Regions from separate parts of the Homo sapiens genome. Here region 2 is linked to region 1. Evidence: chromatin contacts called from ENCODE Hi-C or POLR2A ChIA-PET data. All regions are on one chromosome and are shown on one strand. The core of a region is the stretch at or near the end of the contact, and the rest is flanking DNA. Distances in the headings are between cores, read along the strand shown. Region 1 overlaps COQ2 (coenzyme Q2, polyprenyltransferase). Region 2 has its middle 54 kb from the start of HPSE.

Region 1 (7,587 bases), core at 2,057-4,556:
CACACCCGGCTAATTTTTGTATTTTTTGTAGAGATGGGGTTTAGTCATGTTGCCTGGGCTGGTCTTGAACTTCTGGGTTCAAGTGATCCTCCTGCCCTGGCCTCCCAAAGTGGTGGGATTACAGGTGTGAGCCACCACACCTAGCCCTTTTCTGTGTTTAAATATGTTTAGATTCACAAATACTTACCATTGTGTTACAATTACCTACAGCATGAAGTACAGTATGCTACGCAGGTTTGTAGCCTAGGGGCAATAGACTATATACCACATAGCCTAGGTGTGTAGTAGGCTAGACAATCTAGGTTTGTGTACATGAACTCTATAATGTCTGCACAGGGATGAAATTGGCTAATGATGCATTTCTCAGAAAGTATCTCCATCTGTAAGTGACATATGACTGTATATCATATGTTTTAATATGGAGAAAAAGCAGTGAGAGAGAAAAAGAAGTTTGTGTAATGGTGTGTGTTAAGTCTTAGAAAATGAAGACAATGGTTTCACTGAATCGGTGACTTTTGGGCAAATACTGAAGGAGGTGAGGAAGTATCCATGGCAACATCTAGGAAAGCATTCCAGGAACCCCAACGAGGCCAGAAGGCTGCAGCGGCAGAAGGCCTGCAGCAGCACTGGCGAGGGAGGGAGTGGAAGAAGAGCCAGAAGGCAGCAGGAGCCCGCTCACTGAGGGTCCTTCAGCCATGCTAAGGACTTTGGCTTTACACTGGGAGAAATGGGGAGGTATGGGGAGGTTCTGAGTTAGAGGAATGACATACGCTGGCTTTGGTTGTAGCAGGATCGGCCTGGCTGCTATGGTGAGGACACATGAAAGGGGGCAAGGGAGAAGGAGGGAGACCAGTGAGGAGGCTAATGTGTTAATCCAGCGGGGAGAAGATAGGGACTTGGGCCAGGGTGGCAGCTGTGGAGGTGGTAGGAAAAGATTAGATTCTGCATGTATTTTGAAGGTAGAACCAATATGCTTTTCTAATGTCTTGAATATGGAATGTGGGAAAAAGGAGTCATGGTTGATTCCAAGGTTTTGGTCAGAGCAAAAGGAAAAGGAGATGCCATTAATGAGATGGCAAGAAGGGTGGGAGGAGGAGGTTTGAGGCTGAGATCAGGAGTTCAGTTTTGAACATATTGAACTGGAGGTGCCTATTTGGCATTCATGTTGAAATATCAAGTAGGCAGTTCAATATTCAATTCTGCCAAGTGCAAGTTCAAAAGGGAAGTTTAGGCTGGAGGTACACATTTGGGAATAATCAGTATACAGATGACATTTAAAGTCAGGAGTTTAGATGAGATCATTTTCTCATGCAATTCTTAAAACACCAGCATGAGGTAGATATTATTTTAATTCCCATTTTAGATATAAAGAGATAGGCTGGAGAGGTTTAAATAGTTCACTCTAAGTCATTCAGTTAGTAACTGTAGGGACTCCAATGTTCATTCTTATCTCTAAGAGATAGTTTTCAACTTGGGCTCTGTGACAATCCTAAAAGAAAGGAAGGTTCAGTTTAAGGGGACTGTCTCTGATTTCCATCTGTACGTATTTGTTGGGGTTTTATGTACGATTTTATTTGAAAAAAAAAAAAAAAAAAAAAGTATTTATGCTGAGTGAGGTTGACTCACGTCTCTAATCCCAGCAACTTGGGAGGCTGAGACAGGAGGACTGCTTGAGCCTAGGAGTTCAAGACCAGCCTGGGCAACAAAGCAAGACCCTGTCTCTACAAAAAGAAAGAAAGAAAGAGAGAGAGGCCAGGTGCAGTGGCTCATGCCTGTAATCCCAGCACTTTGGGAGGCCAAGGTGGGCAGATCACTTGAGGTCAGGAGGTGGAGACCAGACTGGCCAACATGGTGAAACCCCGTCTCTACTAAAAATACAAAAATTAGCCAGGCATGGTGGCACGTGCCTGTAATCCCAGCTACTGATTCTGAGCTTTTTGAAGATAGAAACTCTAATTAATCTCTGTGTTTGCAGCAACTAGCCTGTGCCTGCACACAGATGTTCAACAAATGTTTGGACTGTCTGAATAATACATATTAATTGGAACAACTATAAAAATGTTAAATGTTACCTTCTCCATGGAAGAGATAGTTCAGTATAAAGCATGAAATCCAAAATCCCATCACAATTAATAACACGATAATCTTGTAAAATGAGAGCACAAGTCTGTCAGATATCAGATCTTGGGGATATAATCAATGAATGAGGCAGCGTACATCAACAACAACAATAACCAAATGGGCAAAGACATGAAGGCAACTCACACAGAAGAAATAAAAATGCTCTATAAACACTTTGAAAAAGATCAACTACTTTAGTAATCACAGAGTTGTGAGTGAAACCACATATTGTTCTTGCCTATGTGTCAAAGTTTTAAAAATAGTATCCTTTCATATTGGCCAAGGTCTGAGAAAGAGGCTCTCATGCACTGCTATTAGCAATGTGTAGCTTTCTGTAGGGTAATTTGAGAAAATGAATCCAAATCCTTTAAAATGTGCCTACCACCATACTCCACCCTCCATACCTACCCTCCAATCCCTGGAAATGTACATGCACATACAAAGACATTCTGCTTCTAGGATTTTTCCTACAGAAATATTCACAGATATGCCCAATGATACAAATCTATTCATGGCCGTACTGCTTGTGAGAAGGAAAAAATGTAAATATTAAAATCCATGATAGGATTAATTAAATTGCAGTACATACATATGATAAAAACCCATGCAGCCAAAAAACATCAATATATTGAAAGAAGCATTAATGACATGGGAAAATATTAAGTGAAAAAAGTAGATTTTACAAAAGAAGTATAGTATAACCTCTGCCTCCCAGGTTCAAGCAATTCTCATGCCTCCCTCACCCTCCTGAGTAGCTGGGATTGATTATAGGTGTGTGCTACCAAGCCTGGCTAATTTTTTTTGTATTTTTAGTAGAGATGGGGTTTCACCATGTTGGCCAGGCTGGTCTCGAACTCCTGACCTCAAGTGATCCACCTGCCTTGGCCTCCCAAAGTGCTGGGATTACAGGCATGAGCCACCATTCCTGGCCTGATTAATTTCTAAAGTTAAAAATTAGTTACTGTATGCCAGCACCTATATTAAATGTGTTGCATAGTCTCTAAATTATACATTAACCCTAAGAAATAGGTGTTACCATTGATACAGGGCAAATGAGCCCCAAAGTGGAGCTTAGTCCACGAGGGTTCTTGGCTTTGCCCAGGAAAGAAGGGCAAAGGGCAAGCCAGAGATAGAATAAAACAGCTTTATCGAAAAGGCAGTGTTACGCTCCAGTGTTGTTAAGAGTTGTGACTGCTCCTACAGAGCAAGGCCACCTGGTGGGCAGACAGCAGCATTACTTATATTCTTATATAGTTTTGATGATATGTACATGAAAATGTTTTTGTAACGTTACCTCACATAGTCAACTTTTTATGTTGTTGAACAGCATTAATAATTTCTTTTTCTTTTTTTTTTTTTGAGACAGCGTCTTGGTCTGTCACCCAGGCTGGAGTTCAGTGGCGCGATCTCAGCTCACTGCAAGCTCCACCTCCCAGGTTCACGCCATTCTCCTGCCTCAGACTCCCAAGTAGCTGGGACTACAGGCGCCCGCCACCATGCCTGGCTATTTTTTTGTATTTTTAGTAGAGACGGGGTTTCGCAGTGTTAGCCAGGATGGTCTCGATCTCCTGACCTCGTGATCCGCCCGCCTCGGCCTCCCAAAGTGCTAGGATTACAGGTGTGAGCCACCGTGACTGGCCAGCATTAATAATTTCTAATGGTTGCACCTAACACCAGGTCTGACAAGTAACTCTAATGTTAGTTCACCCGATGTACAAAAATTACAAATGTTTACTGAGTGCTTACAGTGTGGTATACTGGGGACATTTCAATGAATAAGACAAACAAGGTCCCACTGATCATGAAATCTCCATTCTCGCAAGGGAAGACAGAGAATTTTTAAATCCATGAGAAAGGTATTAGGATTATACCTATTTGAGTATTTGAGCCACCGAGAGGTCAGGGAACTTTCCCAAGAGCAACCAACTGGTAGGCAGGTGTTACAGCAGATTCCAACCCTGGCAAGCTGTCGTCATGATAGCGTTCTTAGTTCCTGCTCCACTGGCACCCAGAGGGTGGAGGGTGTACTTTCAGTTGGAGGAAACATTAGGGTGAGGCCAGATTATAAAAATCAGGTAGAGGCATTAAACAATTTAGCAAAGAAATCCGGGAAGAGGGAGAGGCAGCCCTTGTGATATGGTATATTGGGGATATTTCAATGAATAAGACAAACAAGGTCCCACTTACCATGAAATCTCCATTCGCAGGGGAAGACAGAAAATTTTGAAATGCATGAGAAAGGTATTATGATTATCCCCGAGTGAGCCACAGAGAGGTCAGGGAACTTGCCCAAGATCACCCAACTGATAGGTGTTAAAGCAGATTCCAACCCTGGCAAGCTGTGGCTGTGACTGGCATTCACAGCTCCTGCTCCACTGGCACCCACCAAGTGCTCTGGGAATTCAGAGGACAGGTCAGTTAGAGCTGGAATAGTTGTATTCATTTACTTTTTAGACCCTGTAGCTCCCATCCTATCTCCACCCCCATCATGAAATTGTGGTAGATAATTGTCCACAGTTTAAAAAGTTCTTTCACATGATTTCTATTGAAAAACTCACAGTGACTTTGAAGCAGAAGAGTAGGGCAAGGGCCCTCCTCACTGAATAAATTCCCACGGCAATGCTGGTCATTTCAACTATCACAAACTCCTGGCAATGCTCATTTCAACTCTCCTAGGGACTGACACTCCTGATCTAGATGGATGACTGCTGTGTGTCTTTCCAACTCGAGTTGTCTTAAGTCTGTGATTCTAGAGACTAATAATCTACTTCATCGTTTTTTCTTTTCCAAAAATCTGTTCCTTACCCATTTATATTATTTTTTCAGCGTTTTCTACTGGGAGAAGGGAGGAAAAATGAAAAAGAACTAAAATAATTCAATTATGTTTAAGCAGCTTTTTGAGAATAAGCTTTTTGAGTATGTATGAATTAATGTTATGTTCTCTTGTCCCCTGTATCACAAAAAAGCTGCAGGATTTTTAGTGATTTTAAAATCTGTTCCATTTTTAACTTTCATAAACTAAGGAGAATGTTGTAAAATTGAAGTACATTGTACTCACCCTTCTTTAATTGGAACCAGTGCAATGGGTTAAGATGTTTTAAGCATTTTAAAATATAGGGTCGTATCTGTAAGAAAACAGAAATCAACATAGATTTAAACTCTGTCTATTCTGTTAAAATCAAAGCCAATCATATTTCCTCAAAAGTAGGGTACTATGTTCCTAATTCTTCTCCCCTTCAACTCACTGCTGCTATAGCAAAGTTACAGCTGCAACAACTGACCCAAGTCATTTTCAGTGGCTCAGTATTTGCTGAGTAAACAGTTAAATAATTTTTCCTATGCTTATCAGTGCCTGGCATATGTAAGTGCTGTTAGCTGCATCATCATCTTCATCATCACCATCATCGTCGCCCTCATCATGCAATTTTATATTTACTGCTGCCCACACCCACATATACAAATGACTGTCTGCCCTATAGCCTACTGTCTATGAGAGCAATTTAAATCAAGTAAGATATAGTTCAGGTTGCTAATATTAAGAGCTGAAGAGAAAAAAAAAAGCAAGGGGACAGAAGTATGGGTGGTATTTGCAGGTGAGATTTTTGAAGATGGCTAAGAAAAGCCTCTTAGAGAAGGTGACATTTAAGAAAGGTTCTGCAGTGAAGGAGTAAGACATGATCTGGGGAGAACTTTCCAGACAAAGTGAACAGTAAATGCAAAGGCCCTGGGGTAGGAGTCTGCCCAGCCTGTTTAAGGAAGAGTGAGGCCAGTGGGGCTACAGGTGTGAGTGTGAGAAGTCAGACATGAAGCCAAGTCATGGAGGGCCTGGCAGGTGGTAGGACTTTCGTTTTGTACTGAGTGACCTAGGGAGATCCTGGAGGGTTCTGGGGAGAGGAATGACATGACCTTACTCAGGTTTTAAGAGAATTACTCTGGTTACTGTGTTGAGAACATTGTGAAGGTGAGGGCAGGTAAAGGAAAAAACAGTAAACATTTAAATATCACTATCCTATAAACTATAATGGGATAAGATAAAAAAGATATAGACAGAAAATCAAGGTAGTCTCTGGTGACTGCCCACTTGTCTGTTCTGGTCACTGTGACTGCACACAGAGACCAAATCTCCCAAATAAAAGTCAGGGTTGGTAAACAGTGGTACATGTGGCTATAATAGCTAAATACTTCTATTTGGTTATTTAAATTCTCCTAAAACATAAAAAAACAGAATTGGTTTCCTAAATTACAGTTTTTGGCAGTGACTAAAGGTCACAATAAAGAACAGTAAGGCCCAACTTCCCATAGTTGCTTTTATTTTTCCCTAAAAAAAAGAGTCCATTTTCTTATACAGACATTCATTTATGTAAGACCCACATCAGGCTTTTTCTAAAGTGCCAAAACCCGTGCAATCCCCATAACTTCAGGTGAGAATTATAATGGGCAGAAGAATGTATCAACTAAAATACTCAAGGCCATCTCAAATCCTGAAGAGTCCCTGGTTTCTGTGACAAGGGGGAATTTTGCTAGCAAATAAGTAAAATCCAGGTAAATATGCTCTAAATCTTCATCTTCAGGTTCTTAATTCTTTAACATATTGTATCAGATTTTGTATTCAAATCTAATTATATTTTGTAAAAAATGTTTTAAAAATTCCTAGATAAATTTCATTCATTAATTTTCTATTTTATTCTCTATACCCTTCTTTGTTTTGTCTGTCTTCTTTTCTTTCCACAAATTCCCAAGGACAATCCCTAAAAAAACTATTAGTCCCAGTGTTCGGTTGGAGATAAATTTATTCCAACAATCCTCAGGTCTGTGGATGTCTAGAGTGTAAATCTGCAAGAGAGGAATACAAAGTTGTATTAATACCTAGTCTGGACTTTGGGTCATAACAAATAAACATGTTAACACGGAGGAGAAAACAGCAAATACAAAAAATACAAATATAAAAAATGAAAAATTAGCTAGGCACGAAGGCACATGCCTGTAGTCCCAGCTACTCAAGAGGCTGAGGTGGGAGGATTGCTTGAGGCCAAGAGGTCAAGGCTGCAATAAGCCATGATCACCCTACTGCACCCTCCTAGCCTGGGTGAGAGAGTGAGACTCTATCTCAAAAAAAAAGAAAAAGAAAAAGAAAAATTTACCATATTTTTCACTTGGAATCATCCAAGCTGTTTCTTAAGAATTTTCGGTTGAGGGTTGCATGAATGCTTGTGAGGCAACCCATACTGTTTTTAGTTCTAACGATTTAGAACGTTCTTCCTTATACTGACTGATCTAAAGTCTGTCTCCCTGCAACTCCTACCCTCCAGTTCTGGTTTTAGCGTCTGCAGCAAAGTTTCTCAATGGAGAACAAGTCCCATTTGGGCAGGACAACTCTAATGCAGGGCAATCTGGTGCAGCACAAGATATTGACTGTATCTGGCCATCATCCATATAGTCACCCCTCCTAGTTTATTATAACCAAAA
Region 2 (7,587 bases), core at 3,631-6,130, 130 kb after region 1:
ACATTGGGGTACAGGGATTGGGTAAATGCTCCCATTCCAAATGGGAGAAATTAGCCAAAACAAATGGGCTACAGGCCCCATGCAAGTCCGAAACCCAGCAGGGAAGTCATTAGATCTTACAGCTCCAGAATAATCTCCTTTGATGCCATGTCTCACATCCAGGTCATACTGATGCAAGAGGTGGGCTCCCAATGCCTTGGGCAGCCCCACCCCTGTGGCTCTGCATGGTATAGCCCACATGGCTGCTTTCACGGCTGAAGTTTAGTGCCTGTGGTTTTTCCAGGCACACAGTGCAAACTGTCAGTAGATCTACCATTCTGGAGTCTGAAGGACAGTAGCCCTCTTCTCACAGCTCCAGTAGGCAGTGCCCTAGTGGGGACTCTGTGTGGGGGCTCCAACACCACATTTTCCCTCTGCACTGCCCTAGAAGAGGTTCTCCATGAGGGCACCCCCCACCTGCAGTAGACGTCTGCCCTGGACATCCAGGCATTTCCATACATCCTCTGAAATCTACGTGGAGATTCCCAAACCTCAATTCCCAAACCTGCGCACCCATAGGCCAATACCACATGGAAGCTGCCAAGGCTTGGGGCTTGCACCCTCTGAAGCCATGGCCAGAGCTGTACTTTGGCCCCTTTTAGCCACAGTTGGAGCTGGAGCAGCTGGGATGCAGGATGCCATGTCCTAAGGCTGCACAGAGGAGCAGGGCCCTGGGCCTGGCCCACTAAACCATTTTTTCCTACTAGGCATCCAGGTCTGTGATGGGAGGGGCTGCCATGGAGGTCCCTGAAATGCCCTGGAGACATTTTCTCCACTGTCCTGGCTATTAAAATTTGGCTCCTCTTTACTTATCAAAATTTCTAGAACAGACTGGAATTTCTCCCCAGAAAATGGCTGGCTACCACATGGCTGGGCTGCAGATTTTCCAAACTTTCACGCTCTGCTTCCAGTTTCAGACAATCTCTTTGTTTGTGCATATGAACATACACTTTTACAAACAGTCAGGTCATATCTTGAATGCTTTGCTGCTTAAAAATTTCTCTTGCCAGATACCCTAAATCATCTTTCTTAAGTTCAAAATTCCATAAATCTCTAAGGCAGGGGCAAAATGCTACCAGACTTTTTGCTAAAGCATAGCAAGAGTGACCTTTACTTCAGTTTTCAATAAGTTCCTCTTCTCTATTTGAGACCACCTCAGCCCGGACTACATTGTCCATAGTCATCATCAGCATTTCTGTCAAAAGCCATTCAACAAGTCTCTAGGAAGCTCCAAACTTTCCCATATCTTCCTGTCTTCTTCTGAGCCCTCCAAACTGTGCCAACCTCTGCCCATTACCCAGTTCTGGCATTGTTTCTACATTTTCAGGTATCTTTATAGCAGTGCATTACTCCTGGTACCAATTTTCTGTGTTAGTCTGTTCTCACACTGCTATAAAGAACTACCTGAGGCTGGATAATTTATAAAGAAAAGAGGTTTAATTGACTCACAGTTCCGCAGGCTTAACAGGAAGCATGACTGGGAGGCCTCAAGAAATGTACCATCATGTTGGAAAGGGAAGCAAGCACCCTCTTCACATGGTGGCAGGGGAAGGAGGGGAGGCTCCACATCACTTTTAAACAATCAGGTCTCCTGAGAACTCACTCACTATCACAAGACCAGCAAGGGGGAAATCTGCCCCCATGATCCAATCACCTCCCACCAGGCCCCTCCTCCAATTCAACATGAGATTTGGGAGGGGACAAAAATCCAAACCATACCACAAAGTAATTTTTTTGTAAAAAAGTTTATATTTTTGAAGGACACTTCCATTTGTAAAGATGTCTCCGTACCAAGGACACAGCTACTCCAGGGAGACAAGTCTTATCCCCTCCACCCCACCCCCACCGCCAGAGAGTATTATCTGCATAACAGGACAAGTCTTCTTTACCTTACATTTCTCCCCTCACCTACCCATAACTTGCTTCCTCTGCTCAGAAGCCCAAAGACCCTTTTATTTGTGTAGCTTAGTCTGTGTAAAAGCATCAAGCATCTGGCTACCTCCTTGAGTCACATTTTCTCTCATTTGTACATATATAAATTAAACTGTGTTTTCTTTCTTGTTCACCTGCCTTTATCAGTTTGATTTGCGGGCCTCAGCCATTGAAGCTAGGAGGATAGAAGGAAAAAGATTTTCTTCTCTATATCCCCCAAACACTAACCAATTTCCTGTTCCTATAAAGAATTTAAGGAAGACTGGCATTGGAAAGTCCCTGATAGTGATGAGGAAGACCAAGCCATGCCTACCTCTTTTATCAGAGAGTGTCCTGTTTGGAAAACAGAGCCCATCTCAGATAATTTTGTTGAGGGAATTTGATATAGGGAACCAAATACAAAAGTCTTGAGAGAATTGAAAAGTCAAACAAAGGACAAGGAGGCAAGCCAGATATTAGCAACAGCAAGAGGCTACTACTACCCACAGGACTAGAAAGAACAAAAGAAAAGGTGGTATTGGGAAGCCAGGAGCCAGAACCACCACCATTGGTGGGAGTTAACCACTTTGGAGCCTGCCCAAGGAGCTGAGGCTGCAGAGAGGCTGCCTCAAAAAAGCTGGGACCTTAGAGGAGACGCAGCTGGAGATGCTGCCAGATCTCCCGCCAGTGCCTCCCACTGGCCTATTGAGAAGGAAAAACTTTTCCTTTACTATCTTACATTCGGTAGCTCAGGGCCTGTCAATTTAACAGACAAAAGACAGAGTCACAGGAGAAAAGACAGTTTGTGTGTGCAATGCACACATGAGTGCTCAGTGAGGAGTCACTGGGTGTGGTGTGGTGGTTGGAATTTGGGGCTTACATTCCTAACTTCATAGGTGAAAGGGAGAAAGGAGAAAAGTCTCCTCATGAAAGAACAAATAGATTTCTTTAGGAAAGACAAATAGGTTTTTAGGGGAAAAAAAACAGGAGAAAAGAAAGTTTTTAATAATGTTCGTTTGTAAGTAGTCTTTCTGTCTTCTTTCTGGCCATGAAACCACACTGAAGAGGGGATTTATGGTAGGTTAACTCTTGGTCTCTCTCATGGGAGAAAATCTGCTTCAAAGAGGAAATTTATGGCACCCTCATTTAGAAGTTTCTGCTTTTTGTCAGAGAAACGAAGCTCTGAGAGGGCTCCTTTCTGTATCTGTTGAATCTCAAATGTCTTCAGCTTAAAATAATCTTTATATTTTCCACCTAAATGACAGAGAGAGGCTCTCTAAAAGAAAAGATGTTTATTTGGGAATGGAACATTGCAATAGGAATGCACATACCGTAGTAAACTATGTGCATATTTAGGGAGGTGAAGGAACACAAAGGTTTTCAAAGGAAAAAATGAGGATTATGTAATTGTTTTGAAATAATTATCCTTGGCTATGAAGATCAATAATAATGGTGGCACCAGTCCAAGGTTGGACTGGCAGTTGCTGGGCAGAAGTCCTTGCAGAAGTATTTTATGTACAAAGTTGTGTTTTGTTGTAGAGTCTTTTTCATGATCAGGCATACAAGCATGAAACCCTCTCTTCATGGCCTTCCCTGGCTCTATTGTCAGGGTTTTCTTAACATCAGTGACTCCATTTTGACTCTGACATCTTTCACAATACCAGCTCTGGAGCTCCAAGTGGGTTCCCACAGAATAAACCTAACTGAGCACCAGGTCAACAAGGAAGACTGGGAAATGGAAATGTCCAGGCTCTGGCCCCTACAATTCTGAGAAGAAAAGAGCAGGGGATGGTTCTGAGAACAAATAAACAGCCATCCCATTTCTTTTTCTGTGGTCACCAGTGATGTAGCTCCACAGTTGCCCCTTTTGGAGTACTCCACCATGCAGGAAACACTGCCTACCCCCAGACAGCAAGCCCAGCAGTTCACTTCCGGGTTTCCTTGAATTGCCACTTTGATGGTACTGCCTGAAAAGCAAGAAGAGCTTTTAATCTGAGAGAACTCCACCGCCCTCCATAGTCGCATACATGTAACTACTAACTTACATTGGTTTGTAAGTAACACCAAACTGAGGTGCTTAAATAAAACACCCCAATAACACTCTGAAGCTTCTTAATTCACAGTATAGATGTGGCGAGTGTTCCCAGGGATAAGGAGTGGAACTCATTTCCTTCCAAGCCACTTGAATTACCTGTGGAACAATTTATCTGCAATTCTAGCAGAGACCAGCCAGGACATCTGTTACCAAGGGTGGGATTCAAGCTTCTCATTCAACAGATCATTGACATTCACTAAGGAAAAGCGAAATATTGAGTGGGTTTCTCTGATCTTAGTCTGCTTAGTGGTCTGTATCAGACACAGGAACTCAATTGATCATTATTTATGGATGAAACCACTCGCCATTATGAATCAGTAACATGCCAATTACGCATTTGGAATAAATAATGGGAAAGACTTTTTCTCATTGCTGAATTGATAATAAAGAAGTTTTGACAGTGTCTGCTCATTTTTCAGGAAAAGACAACAAAAAAGGACACATGAAACTTGTAGGGAAGCCAGCCTCCACCTGCCGTTCACTCTGCCCACAGTAACAAAAGTGCGGATGCAGCCACTGTTAGCGTGTTCTGCCCACGGCACTATTTAGTGATGCATCAGACCTTTCTCACATTTTTCTGTGTGGACTCATGTCCTGCTTTTGTGCTTCTCTCAAGGACTTTCGGCTTCTCCTGAAAGAACACGTGTTCATCCAGCCCAACATCTTGGCAAAGGTAAGTCTTTTTGGCAGCAGGGCCATTAATGATAGTAGGTGCTGGCAAAAGTGTAGGCAGCCAGTGCTCAGGGGAAGGCAGTGACCCAATTACTGACAGCTGTTAGAGCCTCGTTTCTCTGCCTTTTAGTTTCCCCAGCAGAGTGGTACTGACACCACCATCATTAACAGTTAATTTTGATTTAGTATGTCTGCACAGGCTGGGACAACTAAAGTGCAGCCTGTTGCCTATAAAAGCTCAACTCCCCCCTTGAGGTCATTTTGAATTGCACCTGCTCAGGCCCAGGCGATGGGTGGAAGAAGCTTTTCAAGGTCATTCCAGTTTCTAAAGGCTTCCTCCTGCAGCTGGAGTCTTGAAAGCTGAACTTAAGAGCTATGCAAAGGGCTGAAATAACTTATGTTAAAACCCTCTTTCTACTCCCCTGTGATCATACTGAGAAAAACCCAAGAACTAAAATTAAGTTAAAGACCAAGACCCAGGTTTTATAACAACCAAATGTCAAGCTTAGTGATGGTATTTTAAAAAACGAGCTAAGTGGAGCATTTTGAACAAATATTGGAGGGCGACAAAAACTCTCTTCTTGACCAAAGTTTATTTATTACTTTATGTTTTAAAAATAGATACAGGGCCTCAGTCTGTTGCCAGGCTGGAGTGCAATGGCATGATCATATCTCACTGCAGCGTGAATCTCCTGAGCTCAAGTGATCCTGCCACCTCACCCTCCCAACGTTCTGGGATTATAGACGTGAGCCACCATGCCCGGCTCAAACTTTAGAAAGACTCCTCTGAGTCCTCTTTTTGATGAGGCCTCAACTTTGGCCTGTAAAAACTACAGACTCTCAGAACAAATGATTTCATCCACACTCTCTCTTCCCCACTAAAAGACTCGAACCACCAGTAATATAGTCTCTAACAGTTAAGGCTGAACCCCTAGGATGACCCCTCACTCCCCTTAAAGTTCCTGCCTGGGAATGCTCAAGGCTGCTGGAGAATTACTGTTTGTTCCAGCCCAAACCTGGTAATAGACAGATAGGCCCCTTCACCTGCCTGCCTTAGAGCAGTACCTTTAGAAAGTTTGCAAGTGTAGATGCTTTCTCTCCCTCTTTGTGATGTTGATTTCCACTATCCAGAACTGTCTCCTCGAGAACCTGAGGGCCATTCCTTTTTTTTTTTTTGAGATGGTTGAAGTGATTCTCCTGCCTCAGACTCCTGGGTAGCTGGGATTACAGGCTCCTGCCGCTATATCTGGCTAATTTTTGTATTTTTAGTAGAGACGGGGTTTTACCATGTTGGCCAGGCTGATCTCAAATTCCGAATGACCTCCAGTGATCCGGCCGCCCAGACCTCCCAAAGTGGTGGGATTACTGGCGTGAGCCACTGCGCCTGCTGGCCATCTCTTTGAAATGCAAAAATTCAGGGAAATAACTCTGCTCTCCTTACCACATCTCCCAGTAGGGTGACCACTGCGCTCTAACTAGCAGCACTATCTCCTGTCATAAAGATGTGAGGGGAAATCTGCTTTTCTTCCACATAAGCACCAATCAACAAACCCAGTCCCTGCTCAAGCTCGGTCTGGTTCTCCCATCCTACTCCCTCATTCTCCCTTTCAAACACCCAGTCAACTCTGCACAATCAAAGTAAGCTCAGTTCACACTGTATCGCTTCCCTATTGCAGTGGTTATGACAGAATAATGTCTATTTTAGTACTTTACTAGTGTCTGACTTTGTCTTTGACAAAGGTCAGATACATTTTCTTTTTGTCATAGGGAGCAGGGATTAGTTTAGACAGACAGACCATGGAGCTAAGAAGACCAAGGTTATTATGAACTTGACCTCCAGATGGCTCTGCCCATATTGCAGTGGCATGTGCACACCTCTGTCAGGCGTTTCACACATGGCGTCCATTGATCACAAGGGAGACCAGATGAGAAAGTAGTGCTGGCTCAGCACAAACGACGTGCTGCTGCTCATTTGGTTTCTCGTTACTGCTTTAAGAGCTCCAGTATACAGATGGTGCAGCTCATAGCCTCTTCTTTGTACGCCTCAGCTGGAAGAGTACCTGTGCTCTTGCTCCCCCAAATGCCTTCTCTCTGACATCCCCAATTCTCCTGTCCTTTTAGCATCTAGTTCATGGTCCTCTTCTACCACAGTTCCTTCCCAGACTCTACCTCCCACTTTGCTCACTCTGGTGCCTAGAACATTTATCTTGCATACTCTACATCTCGTTTTGTTACCCTGGGTAACAAAATTTCACTACTCCTAAAAGAAATAAGGACCAAGTATTCCACCTCCTGCCTTCTACTAGTATCAGGCTAGTATGTTGAAACTATTCGGTAAAATGCACTTAAATATTTTAAATGAGCTTTCAATGGCTTTGACAAATTTCAGTAAAATGATGTTGAATCCCTTCATCATTTCTAGGATGGACATTAAACTTTTATTACAACTCTCAAAATGCTTACAAATTTATGCAAAATCAAACTAGTGTTGCTGCACTTTGTATGGAGTAAGTAGTCTATTGCCTATGGATTTTTTTTCCAATTTTATGTGTGATCATACAGTAATATTATATTTTACCACAAAGGAAAAACGTTTAGCATTTGGCATTATAATAGCTAGTTCTTTACACTCTCATTGCTGTTAGCCTACATTTTCATAACTTTATGCATATCTTTCTTATGATACTATCCTTTCTACCCATTTTAAAAAGAGAAGAAAGGTTTGGGAAAGTGTTAGAGACTAACTAGATGGCTCATAAAAACTCCTCTGCAGTTAGTAATTCAAACTTCTGTGTTAATTGGATCTTTGTTGTTCTGTTTTAATCAACTAAGGATAGGACTTTTACATTTTACTTAAACTGTTATAATAC

The links. A loop is a pair of places that touch in the nucleus more often than their neighbours do. ChIA-PET counts read pairs that join two places held with the same protein, here RNA polymerase II (POLR2A). Pooled maps may share reads with other maps.
Region 2: a map of naive thymus-derived CD4-positive, alpha-beta T cell shows a loop between it and region 1 (18-fold over the local background). The contact joins two enhancer-like sites. A Hi-C loop is called at or near these places in 1 of 168 maps with a recorded cell type or tissue (naive thymus-derived CD4-positive, alpha-beta T cell) and 5 of 50 pooled maps. POLR2A ChIA-PET finds 5 or more read pairs at or near these places in 1 of 52 experiments (endothelial cell of umbilical vein).

Annotation. Positions count from the first base shown.
Region 1 is chr4:83,257,410-83,264,996 of GRCh38, forward strand. COQ2 (coenzyme Q2, polyprenyltransferase) reads right to left here. Exons shown (of 7, transcript NM_001358921.2): 7 at 6,415-6,954. The coding sequence ends at 6,790. Among named protein-coding and RNA genes, the nearest start is that of COQ2, 24 kb to the right of the region's middle. Within about 2 kb of position 3,307, at least 7 of the 41 ENCODE cell types and tissues checked have a DNase peak (open chromatin) inside an H3K27ac peak, as active enhancers do.
Region 2 is chr4:83,384,556-83,392,142 of GRCh38, forward strand. No RefSeq gene overlaps it. Among named protein-coding and RNA genes, the nearest start is that of HPSE, 54 kb to the left of the region's middle. RefSeq lists enhancers at 3,847-5,046, 5,532-6,349. Within about 2 kb of position 4,881, at least 2 of the 41 ENCODE cell types and tissues checked have a DNase peak (open chromatin) inside an H3K27ac peak, as active enhancers do.